Regions from separate parts of the Homo sapiens genome. Here region 1 is linked to region 2. The links are chromatin loops, found by intact Hi-C in ENCODE. Cell type or tissue: A673. All regions are shown on one strand. Links, peaks and the distances in the headings refer to the core of each region. The heading gives the core; the rest is flanking DNA.

What was found. Peaks named below come from ENCODE experiments on the same cell type or tissue, not always from the same donor. Only the 100,000 strongest peaks of a DNase experiment are listed, where the experiment ranks them.
Region 1: a loop joins it to region 2, with 1.8 times the contacts of the local background. A loop is called at or near these places in 2 of 110 quality-filtered maps.

Annotation. Positions count from the first base shown.
Region 1 is chr21:26,067,999-26,074,540 of GRCh38, reverse strand. The region is part of intron 3 of APP (amyloid beta precursor protein); the gene reads left to right. Among named protein-coding and RNA genes, the nearest start is that of APP, 100 kb to the left of the region's middle. In A673, for the core only: no CTCF peak of the experiment used is centred there; a DNase peak (open chromatin) is centred at 3,400; H3K4me3 peaks cover 1,151 bases; H3K27ac peaks cover 1,416 bases.
Region 2 is chr21:25,900,014-25,906,555 of GRCh38, reverse strand. APP (amyloid beta precursor protein) reads left to right here. Exons shown (of 18, transcript NM_000484.4): 15 at 1,479-1,532. Among named protein-coding and RNA genes, the nearest start is that of GABPA, 170 kb to the right of the region's middle. In A673, for the core only: no CTCF peak of the experiment used is centred there; a DNase peak (open chromatin) is centred at 2,725.

The sequences.
Region 1 (6,542 bases), core at 2,139-4,638, 170 kb before region 2:
GACCTCAACAGATCTGCCCGCCTCGGCCTAGTGCTGGAATTACAGGCGTGAGCCACCACGCCTGGCCTTAAGAATTAATTTTCACAGAAATCTGCTTCTAAATATTATTCAGTGATAATAGATTTTAGAAATTTCAGATTCTTATGTTGTACCTTAAAGGTTAGGATACTATTTATAAATGCTAAACATGAACTCCTGTCATCCTATTTTAATGTCTTTATTAAGTGATTACATGAATGTGGCGTTTCAGTAGGTGTTTGGTGTATTAATAGATGTAGGTACTCCCCTCTTAAACCTTTAAGTATTTTCATGCCATGAAAAATTTGGGGGGCATTCTCTTTATTTATTGATTAGGTACCTGTATTTTCAAGAATATTACTCAGCTTCAGTTCCCCCAAATCTTTTTTAGTGTTAACTACCTTCCGAGAACGTGGTATAACATTTTAAAATATATTTTTTGAAGGTTTGGATGTCACTGAAGATCCCCCTATTTATTGGATGGTATCTTTATCAGCTGGGAAGATAATTAGTTTCCCAATGTTGCTATATTTTTATGAATAGGTCCTGTAGCTCTTGCTTTCTTGAAAGCTTAGAATTGATTGTAAGCCATGGACTAATGATATTCTCCAAGCATATTTAACATGAATAGGCTCATGTTCAGTATGTCAAGAAGTTACCCTGTTGTACTATTTAAATAATTTGAGCTTAGTTTTCTTTTTCCACCTTTGTTCTAAATTCTTAGGTGAGTCTGAATTCCTGGGCATCTGTGCACACAGCTTCTTCAGTAGGTCCTTTACTCTCATTGTATCTGATCTTTGACTTCATAAAGACCCTTGGCCTACTGACCCTGTATTTAATTTCACATCTCAATAGTATTTAGCCTTCTCATATTTTTCCTCTTCTTTAGAGCTCCCTGATCCCTCACTCCAGTCATTCAACTCTGTGTATTCCTTTAACTTCCACCCTCGCTCTGTCTCTTCACAGATATGCTTCTTTATATGGTAGTCAGAAGTTCCTGTGTGATCTTCGTAACCTCCAGTTCCCTCCACAGTCACCTGTTATCAGGCATCTGTTCCTTGAGCTCCAGGGAATGAGCTCTTTGCTATCATTCTGGTTGTCGGACTCACTGGGCACTGTTGTGTCCTCCACAGTCTCTCAGTGGCATCGGTTGATGGGTGCATTCTCCCCACACTGATGTCATTCTGCTGCTTCTGATTTTCTTTCTGCTGTCCTCCATTTTCCTTTCAGGCTCCCTTCCCCGTCCTCCCCGCGCCACCTTTTGCAATATTTAGGATTCAGAAATTCCAAATATTGCAAAATATTTAGAATCAGAATTCAGAAATTCTAAATATCAGTGTTTAATAGGAGTACCCTGGGGTTGTCCATTTTCTCACACAACACATACTTGCTAGGAGATCTCATAAGTGCAGTGGTTTTTCAGAGGCCTGCATTGATGATTCCTGAGTCATTATGTCCAGGCCAGGCCTCATACATACTATTTACTGGTTCTCTTTCTGCGGGTGCTCCACCAAGAATTCAGACTCAATGGAATATTTCTTCTAAGATGTACACCAGTTCCTTATCAAAAAATGGCAAATTCAGACTTCTTAGGTTAAACAGAGAACTCGTGAACATGGCATATGTCTGTTATTCCATTTTTCTCTGTTGGCTTATTGCTGAGTACCATTTGGGATAAAAATCTGTTTCAGGCAAAGGATAGGATTGTTTTCAGCTTTTATTAAATTCTCCTAGACCCTTGATTTTATGCAGAGAACTAATTAAATTTGAATGAATTTAATGTAGAAACCCTGCTATTGATGCAGAAATCAACCTGATTCTGGACTAGCACCAGAATCAACTATTTTTGTTGTTTTTGCTTTCTTTTTTTTTGCTTTTGCTTTCTCTGCCGGTAAATAACAACTAGTATGTAAGAATCAAATGAATCAAGCATAAATCCCTAGGAAATATTTATGCATTCATTTTTAACAATTTAAAGATGTGAAGATATATAATTAAGCATAATCCTCTCAAAGTTTGACGTTGAAAAGTATTTCAGATACTTCAACTTAAATATATTTTTTGCAAAATATCTTTTTTAAAAAAACAGATGTGGTCTCAGCAATGTAATTATTACAGTGTGAGGAGAGCTTACAGTTGTACCAAAATTTATAACTAGGAAGAAGAGAATGTGAAATAATCCGGAAACCTACAAAACTGTCCTATACAGGAATACCAATTAAACAGCTACTAAAAATGAGTGTAAAATGACAATATGGCTTTATCAAGTGCTTAGGGTCTGGAAAAATGCACATATTGCCTGTTATTTATTGTTATACTTAATGAATGTTCTTTTGCACGTGAGAACTGTTATAAAAGATGTCTTTTGTACATACTTGGTACACCAGTTGGCTTTTTAACCCATTAGCTGTTTTCCCCCAAAGGTGGCCTACTCTAGATGACGTTAAAAATACACATTTTCCAGGGACTTATATAAATAGTCAACTGCCCTATTATGGAAACTTAAAAGCGAAGGCCCTGAAATATCCAGACAGTTTGAACATAAACCAAAAATGAAGTGAATCTCTAGAATTGCTGTGTAATAGCGTGAGTGGGGAGGGGGTCCCTCAAGAGAGGGAACTGACCTTTTTCTTCCTCGTGGGTGACCTTGAGTACACACTTTATTTAGTCATTAAAAGGGTCACCTGAAGCTTAGAGAATGAAGATCCTACAGCCTGTTAATTTTATCATTGTTAGAAACTCTCTGCCTTTGGCCTGAAAATGGTAAATCACCTTTCTTAGAAGATTCTCATATCCAGATATTCTTACCAAATCAGAATCTTTTCCAGCATTTTCTTCAAAAAACCACAGTTCTGGGTTAAAACACAGCAGATCCTAACTGTAATTTTCCTTTCATGTACATTTTAGTCATCTTTATAATTTTAAATGAAAGACAGGAACTACATTATTTGAAATAAGGGTTAACCCCCTCTAATTATAAGCATTAATCACACACAGTTTTCTCATTTCTAAATGTTAAATATAAAATGGGAGCTATCTCTTCAGACACTTTTCTGTTGCCTTCTGTGTGCGGCAGGACCTTACTTTTAAGCTTAGTTTGATTTAAAGGCTGAGTTTCTGCTTGCTTGGAATGCTTGCTCTTCAAAATATTTGCTCCCTGGAGAGGGAAACTGAAGATGGAGCTTTCACGTGACTTTGGATTGCTGACCTGGAAGACGTTTGGGGTAATAGGATGGGCTAGGGCATGGTTCCACTGCTTTCTGTTTGAGTGGGGTCAGGAAAGGAAGGCGGGGCTCGCTGTGTGCAAACAGGAAAACATAGTCTGAAGATGTTTGAAGCCTGAGTGCACTTTCATTTGATGCCTTGCTTTATTGCTTAAGAGAATTTTAAACTGCCGAATCCGCAAATGTGCTGCAGCCTATAATGACACATATTTAAATGATTTTTGCATCTAAACAAATGCATTCACTCTTTGCCTGGTGTGTACAATTTGAATGACACTCGTGCTCTGCCTGGAAGGAACAGACGTTTTTCATTATAAAATTCAGTCAAGCAGAAAAGTAGCAAAGGAAGCAGAAATTTCCATTTACATCTATGATTGAAGTTGTAGTGATAAAAGAGGATGACTAAGTTGAAGAGTAGCCTTGTTCTCATTCTGCTATCTGACATGGGATCTTGTCACTTTGGTAATAGTTTTTAAACTTACATTATTGAGGAAGGCTCTGATCAGAAGTCTCAAATTATACATGTTCTTCAACCTTAGATTTTTCTGGGTGTTTTGTTTCAAAAGTCTCAAATTATATATGTTCTTCAACCTTAGATTTTTCTGGGTGTTTTGTTTGGTTTTTTGGTTATCTATAGATAGATTTGAGTATCTCTTTTTTTCTTAAAATCCGTTACTTACTAGTAATAAAGACTTAAGTGGTAGCTTTACGCTCCATTATCACAGAGATTCACAGTACTTTTTAGTTTTTACTTGTGAGCCTCAGCAGGTGTAGACAGATACCTTAGTTGCCACTGATAACATCCAGTTGCCACTAGATCAAGAAATGGTTCAAAATTCTCCAGGGGCATTTTCTGCTAAAGAAGAGTTGGTGATCTTCCTTTTGGAAGCCTTAATGTACTTAAACCTTCTTCCTTAGAAGTCCAGAAATTCAATTATTTCAGCTCTCTGTGGAGTGATAAGTCCTGCCAAATTGATTTACAATAATGAAACTAAGCCTTGTTTACAAATCTAAGTGGTGATTTCTAAGTCCACAGAGGCGTGGTAACAGAGAGAGAGATTCTGATTTATCTGGGGGTCTATCCGTGTTTGAACAGATTGTGTGATTTTTGAAACATGATTCAAAAGGGATGTTGATAAATTCTAAAATACATTTTTATTGAAGAGCTTGATGAATCATGTATACTTACTTTATTTGTTATTCTATTAGATATTGTCTTCCTCATCCCTAGGTGGTGTTGCTAGTACAGTGACAGAATTCAAATCCTTCTTTTTCCTCTGCTCTAACAGAGCTTTGTGAACTCATAGCAATATTGTAATGCCTGGTAAAAGGTGGTGCCAGTTTCAAGTACTATATCCTAATTACTTCATGGCTAACTCTTGTTATTGTTAACAATATTGTTAACTCTTTTGTTAAATGCAGTGACATCTTTTTTCTTTCTCATTCTCTGTGTACTTTTTGCCCTAAATAGTTCTGCATCTTTTAAGATACAAGTTTGCTTTTTCTTGGAGGTTTTTATTTGGAAAATGCCTGAAATATATAGACCAACATTTGTTCCTCCAATGGTTAAATTACATTGTCTCCCAAAGTGAGGCATTTTAAGTCTGGACTATACCCAGGAGAATCTAAAAGAGGCAGTTAATAAGCTCTTGAAGAGCACAGTGGGGTGGTTGTGTATTTATTGAGTCTCACACTTAGGAGAGAAATAGGCTGGACCAAATGAGCCTGGGCATCAAAAGCATGTGGGTGGTCGTTGGTGATATGTGCAGTGATGAGTGTGTGTGCTGAGGGTCCTAGACCAGGCTGGCAGGGAAATGAACTGAAGGCAGTGAAGCCTCCCCTGATAACTGCAGAGAGTGCTGCAGCATCCAGGACCTCAGGATCATGATGAACAAGCTGTAGTGGATGGAAGGGAGAGGAACTATGGGAAGGATGAGTTTCTGGCCAGAAAGTGGTTTACTGGAGTGCTGTGTCTGAGTATTACATGATCTGAGGACCATGAGGTCCAGCTTTGGGAGTATGGAGAGTTTGAGTGGAGTAGAGTTATAGTCCCATGGTCTTCTGATTCACAGACATTCATGAGCGATAAGTATCTATTGAGAAAGTGGAAGCATGATTTTTATGACCTCCTCTTGTTGTGGGGAAATCGATCAACGGGGCCTATATTGGTTGGGTTCTACAACCAAATAGAATGTGTTCAGCAGGAGTCATGTTTTGGGCTCCTCACAATGTTCAGTGTTAGTTCTGTTCCTTTCTCTTGCTTCCACATAGGAAAGACTTTGACCCAATGAGGAATTAGTCATTGTCCTTTGGGTACACTTCCGGAATTTGATAATCAGTTGGGCACTTGATTCTAGTACATTTGCTAAAAGTAATTAATACCCTGCAATTGGAAGCATGCAGCAAGCGACTGGGAATGCTAAGTGAAAGGTCAGAATTGAAAGAGTGGAGGAGGCTGTTGACCCTTAGGCATGGATGATATGTCTGAGTGAGAAAGCAAGAAGAGTAGAAGACAGAGCCTTACTTTATAATCAGAATTATGAAAAGAGGAGCCAATGAGAGGGAAAGAATGATTGGCTTGAGATAGATTGGTGGAAACTGGAGAAGATTGAATTTAAAGAAGAAAAGTGGGCCAAGTTCAGTGGCCCATGCCTAGAATCCCAGCAAATTGGGAGGCTGAAGCTAGGAGAGTTGCTTGAGGCCAGGAGTTTGAGATCAGCTTGGGCAACGTGGCGAGACCCCTGTCTCTACAAAAAATAATTAAAAAAAAAATTAGCCAGGCATGTTGGCATGTGCCGGTAGTCCCGGCTACTTGGAAGGCTGAGACAGGAAGGTTGTCTGAGCCCAGGAGGCTGCAGTGAGCTATGATCACAGCACTGCACTCCAGCCTGGTTGACAGAGGGTATCCCCGTCTCTTTAAAAAAAAAAAAAAAAAGAGAATGTGGCAGAGTAGTCAGAGAACTGGAGGGCTGAGAAGAGACTGATGGCATTTGTTGTTCTTGACCTTGAAAGAAGAGTTGCAGATTGTTGGAGCAAGGCCAGATGGTAATAGGTTGGAAAGAACAAGTGAGGGGCGTGAGAGTGACAGTCTACAACCCCGTTAAGAAGTTATCTGTGAAAATGCCTCTTCCTGTCTTGATTATAGCCTCCCTCGCACATGGCTTTCTGAGTATGGTATGTGAAAACAGCATGCTGTATATTTTTACCTTCCCATATGAGTTAAGGTTTTGGTAATGACTTGTGGTTCTTTTGCCTCACGGAACACCAACCTGGTTGGTATTTTGTCGGCAATTATGTGGT
Region 2 (6,542 bases), core at 1,365-3,864:
CGCATCAGTAGTTACTATGGAATATTTAATCATAGGATATTTAATCAGTGCAGTTCTGTAGTATCTGGTAGGGTCTCAAACAGGCTTTAAAGGTTACTTATTTGTTCCTCACCATAATTAGAAGATGCAGATGTTAACATTTCTGTTTCCATATGGAGAAACAGCCACAGAAGTGGCGCATCCCAAGGCCACAGACATTGTAAATGTTGGGCCCAGGCCTGGGATTAGATGCCTCACCCTCCTTTTGACTCCACCATGCTGCCAGTCTCTACATGAGAAAGGACCAAATTTTTATTTCATCCAAATATCCTAGTGCTCCCGGAAATATTTTCTTATATTTTGGAGACTTGGCTTACTGCCACTTTTTTTCTCCCTCACTGTTTCTATTAACATGTGGCATCCAAAATCGATTTGGACTGAGAATCCCACCTTTGAATGCCTGGCCTGTGTGCATCAGTAAGCTGGATGGTTTTGCTGAAATTGTTAGAAGCCATTTCATCGAGCACACCGTGTCTCCTTCAGCACCTGTGCTCACTTTGTCTTACCTTTTTCCCTTTACACTTGCCACCTTACCAAAGCAGCTTCCCCCTGCACCTACCTCCGTGGCTTCATTTACCCTATGACCATTATTAATCCTAAAAACTTCACTTTTGTCCCCATTCCTTGTTTCTTCAAACGCCAGCGTAAAACAAGGAAGTATTTTCTGAGCATCAGAAGTGCTTTGGAAAGGTCAGATGATGGTGAGGAATATCATGCTGTCCACACTGCTTTCTTTGGGTCGGACCCAGAACACATAAAAAGGGAAAATTGTGAACAATGGCAAATATAAAATGAAATATCCTCATTTCACACGTTTCAGCTGTATGTCATCTGTCAAATGGAAGCCAGCCTTTTTGAAAAAGTGAGAAAAAGACTGCGGTTTCCCTCTTCTGCCCTCATACTAAGGACAAATTTGATTCACTCACTAAATGGCAGATTATATAGTAAAACTTTGCTCTCCTGATAAATTCATATTTGCACTTCCCCTGGAAATTTAACAGAGTCCTTTTGTAGTTAATTAACTGTAAAATAAGATAAGATTGGGCAGTTGTAAAAGGAAGTATCTTTAAGGTTTTCTGCTAGGCTGGGAATATTTTATTTCTAATCAAAAGCCAAGAAACTATCTCTAAACTAGCTCAGAGGGAAATCCACCCTCCCCACCCCTCTTCTTTGATGTTGCTGCGTATCCTGGTGAGGGCTTTTATTAGAAAACTAAGGAGCAGGACTGGCACATCAATAGCGATAAGCCATTTAAAGTGGTGCCCCTCCTGGTCCTCGATGCTCGGGATTAACTCACTGTGGTTCTTTTCTGGCTGCTCCTTTTTTGTAACTTGTTTATTGCATATGCTTTTTTCCCTGCTCGACTATGTTTGGGAGCCACGACTTACCATCTTGATTTGTCTTGTTTGCTTTCTGTGTCCCTTGCTTCCTGTGCCCAGTTGAGCCTGTTGATGCCCGCCCTGCTGCCGACCGAGGACTGACCACTCGACCAGGTATCAGAACCGCTTGACTTGTGCCTCTCCGCATCTTGGGCCTAAGCTCGAGCAGACGTTGTCTCCTTTCTGCATTTTAAGCCTCTCTCAATTGTACTTACTGCAGAGTAGAATTTGAAGTGACCTTAGAAACCAAACTTTTAAAAATTCCCCTTGACTATTCCTTACTCTTCATTTCCCAAGTTCCGAGTGAAATGATTTTTTTTGTTTCTGAGCTTTCCCTTTGAAACCTAAAAGAGAGCCCTTCCAAATTTGGGTTTTTTTTTTTCTTTTTTCTTTAAAACAAACAAAACAAAACAAAAACAGAGACGATTATATACAGCCTGTCCTTAAAAACAGAAGCCCAGATAGATGTAGACTCTCAGGTGATGACTTGGATACCAGTGTGAACATCTCTCCTTTCTTGTTTGGTGTCCAGATGGGTAATTTTCTAACTGAACTGGGCTCAAACTTCAATCAGTTACTGAAGTAGACATGATTTCCTGAAAATACCAGAATTGGTTTCTTTCCAGAGCCCAAAATACATCTTCTGTTTTGTGGGTTGTATGTACTTATTCTCAATGAGTGGCTAAAGTAACACAACAGATGTGGATGCATAATTTTGCACATAAGCCCTTTTTTTATGTATTACTTAAAAATCCCATTAACACTGAAATAGACACTTCTTTTTTTACAGTTTCACAAACATTAAGAAGAAACACATTTTTATTTTATGAATAATGTCATAGCACAGCAGAAGCATATATGTGCCTGGTGTCTACTCTATGAACAACCTCACCCAACTGATAGTAGCCAGTGCTTTCAGTGAATCAAAAAGAGGAAGAAAGTTATTGAATTGACAAATTTGTGTATTCCAGGGAGATTTTAATCCCAAATAACACATACTTTTCCATATTTATTTTCTTCTTTATCCTCATAATGTCCCCAGGCGATAGTCAAAGAACAGGGAATTAACTTTCTTTGAAGATATTAATACACAGAGGTCAACCTTTGCTGCCTGGTTCAGATACAGTCAGCAGCAGACCAGGAGACCCACCCTGTCCCTCACACTTCCACCACAGGCTCGAGCCATGACTGCCTCCAAGCACGGTCACTGATGAAGACTGAGAGTCTGCCTGTGGCATCTTCATGCCTTTATGCTGTGATTAACAGTGGCAGCAGAGACAGTAGTGTGACACGTCTTGACAGCTGGTCTCGTTGATTTATGAATTTCTGTCTGTAGGCTTTTAAGGGGAACTTAAATTATAGTGAGTCAGAGACAGTTTCAGTTCTTCTAATGTCCTCCTTATTGTCAATGTCATGTAAGGGAATCTCAAGGAGCCAGGAGTTGACATTCCTGTTCTGCTCAGCCAACTTGTAAGGCCTCGGGCTGAGGGTCAGTTCAGTTCTAATTGCAACCACAGCCAGCTCAGGTTGGTCATTTGCCTTGGGACTTTTTTCATGGTGCTTCTCTTTAAAAGACATGCTCTTCATCTACAAGCATAAAATGTAACTTAGAAAGCGCTCATTCGACTCATTCAATTTTATCAAATTTCTACATTGGGCCAGGAGAGCCTATATGTTACTATTGAAACATCCAGGAACAGGTGACACTACCAGTCAATGTTTTTTTCTTTTTTAAAAAAATTGTTTTTTGATTTTTTTTTTTTTTTTTTGAGATGGAGTCTCGCTGTGTCCCCCAGGCTGGAGTGGAGTGGCACGATCTCAACTCACTGCAACCTCTGCCTCGGGGGTTCAAGCAATTCTTGTGCCCCAGCCTCTCAAGTAGCTGGGACTACAGATGCGCCCCACCATGCCCAGCTAATTTTTTTGTATTTTCAGTAGAGACGGGATTTCACCATGTTGGCCAGGCTGGTCTCGAACTACTGACCTCAGGTGATCCACCCACCTCGGCATCCCAAAGTGCTGGGATTACAGGCATAAGCACCATGCCCGGCCTATTCTTTTAAAAAAAATTTTTTTTAATCTAAATCTAACAAAAAGGACACCTCCAAACGCTGTCAAACAAAAACAGTGTGTTTTAAAGGAAGAGCTAGAGAATAGTTAATGGTATTACACTGGTGGGAGAAAACCATCCAAAACCTTTCTCATAACAGTAAGAATATGATGTCACTTGGGGATTTCACAAAGATCAATCCACTAAATTCTTTCTAGGTTTGAAAGAAATTAAACGGTAGGGTCCCTGCTCTCAGGAGCTTGAGGTATAATAGAAGGAATTTTGCATATTTGGAAACATGAGATGGAATTTGGAAGACAAGGAAATACAAAGCAACATTAAGTGCTAACAAGAATGTTCTGTGATGGGAGGAGATGGAGTACTAACCCAGGGGCATGTTAAGTAGAGAACTTACTGGAGATGGGCTTCCAGAGAGGTTATGAAAGATTTGAGGCACCTGGATTGGCAAAGAAGAAGGGAACAATTCTATTCAGAAGAGAGGGTGGCCTAAGCCAAGCTTCCTTTCATACACAGCGTAGGCTTGGGTTGCCCAGTAAGATGGCTAAAGTTGAGAAAGAATGCTCAGATATGAAGTGAGGAAGATTCTAGTTAAGGTTTGTCTATGAATAGCAGTATTTACTGCACATGTATTAAGCCATGCGTGTGTTCTGTTTTTGTGCTTGTAGTAAGTTTATCAAACATTTGGGCTAATTTCCCCGTGTTTTGTAGCATAGCTTTGGTTCTTCTTCACATTTTAGAGACCACCCACTTGAGTCTAATGTGCCGAATTATATCTTTAGCCTTTCCAAACTTAGAAAGCCTTCCCAAGATTGTCATGCCGTTCAAGTGATGGCATTGTTTTTGAATAATCACTGTTGTCCTCAGAAACAAGTTAAAAAAAGGTTTTTGTTTTTCCCCCACCCAGTGCTTTATAATCATGACTGAGGAAAATGGCTTCTCCTTAACTCTCATATCTAAAAAAACAGAATATGGTAGCTTCCAGCATGCAGTGTCAAGTAGGGACCATTGTAATAACAGTGGTGATTTGGGGGCATAGTGGCCATTATAGCTCCTCCTCCTGGCTTACTTCCAAAGAAAAAATAGACTCTGAAGGACTAATTATACAGTTTGACCAGAATAAAAAAGAAAAACACATTAGCGAGCTCTTCACATAGGGTAGAAAGCTACCCTTTCTGTTACAATTCATCACCACCCTTCTGCAGTCCAAATAAAGGGAAACCAGGTCCTTGACCCGAGCCATGCAAGAGGTGTCATGAAGGACATACCTCCCTTAGCCCCCACATGAACAAAAGGCTCTGTCCACTCATCATGACTTACAGGAAGAGAGAGCTGGAGTCACCAGGGCTTAGGGTGAAATCAGCACAACTCAAGAAAGACCTCTAAGTAAGCCTGCAAACCAAGGTCCCTGCCATTTATTTGAAACTACTCATCACATTTTATTACATGCATTATCACCTTATTATGAATATTTCCCTATGTGCCAGCTTACTGATTTTGTCTTTTAGTAAGATTTGCTTAATGTAAAAAGTCTTCCCTAGATGACTATTCATGCTAAACAAACATGAACTATTATAGCAAGAGCTCTTCTGCCAAGAGCTTCTCAAACTATTGAGCTGTAAACATGAATTTATCTGTCATGCTGACTTGATAATATGAATTTTTTTTTTTGGACCACCAAAAGTATTCACAGTATCATTTCAAAAGTAGTGTGGGCTTGTAAAGTTTTTAGTGGAGAGCTCTTGGTTTTGTTTTTTTTTTTTTTTTTTTTTTAAAACAGGATTTGTCTCTGTTTCCAGGCTGGAGAACAGTGGCATGATACCAGCTCACTGCAACCCCCATTTCCTGGGCTAAAGCTATCCTCCCACCTAAGTTTCCCATGCAGCTGGGATTACAGGGATGTGCCACCACACCTGGCTCATTTTTGTATTTTTAGTAGAGACAGAGTTTTGCCATATTGGCTAGGCTGGTCTCGAACTCCTGAGTTCAAACTGTTTGCCCGCCTCAGCCTCCCAAAGGCTGGGATTACAGGCATGAGTCACTGCACCTGGCCGAGAGCTCATTCTTTTTTTTTTTTTTTTTGAGATGGAGTCTCACTCTGTCGCCCAGGCTGGAGTGCAGTGGCACGAATCTCGGCTCACTGCAAGCTCTGCCTCCTGGGTTCACACCATTCTCCTGCCTAAGCCTCTAGTAGCTGGGACTACAGGTGCCTGCCACCACGTCCGGCTAATTTTTTGTATTTTTAGTAGAGACGGGGTTTCACCATGGTCTTGATCTCTTGACCTCGTGATCCTCCCGCCTCGGCCTCCCAAAGTGCTGGGATTACAGGTGTGAGCCACTGTGCCCGGCCAGAGCTCATTCTTTACTTTTATTTTTCAGTATAAATATTTGGCTCCAAAATCTAAAAGGGAAGACTCTTCAAACTGTTCAAGAAAGTTTTCTTAAAAATCTCAGAAATATAGTTCTAACCTATTGTGTTGCTAGATCTTTTATTTATTTATTTATTTTTGGAGACAGAGTCTCATTCTGTCACCCAGGCTGGAGTGCAGTGGCACAATCTCAGCTCACTGCAACCTCCACCTGCCGGGTTCAAGCGATTCTTATGCCTCAGCCTTCTGGAGTAGCTGGGATTACAGGCACCCGCCACCACACCTGGCTAATTTTTTTTTTTTTTTTTTTTTTTTTTTTTTTGTATTTTTAGTAGAGACAGGGTTTCACCATGTTGACCAGGCTGGTCTCAAACTCCTGACCTCAAGTGATCCACCCAGCTTGGCCTCCCAAAGTGCTGGGATTACAGGCGTGAGCCACCGTGCTTGGCACGTTGCCAGATCTTAATAACAGAAAAGGAGTGAGCTCTAAAGAAATCACTGGTTATATAAGGATCTCAGATTTAAAAGGGCTATAGAAAGATTAAAATATACAGCCAGTGAGAATTAAGAGAGTTTTAGCATCACTACCCTATAAAAATAAGTGTCAGAAAGGTTCGTTTCAGCAGAATGAGTTGAAACTTAACCAAAAAATACTTAACAATATTAAAGTAAGAAAATAAATAAGAA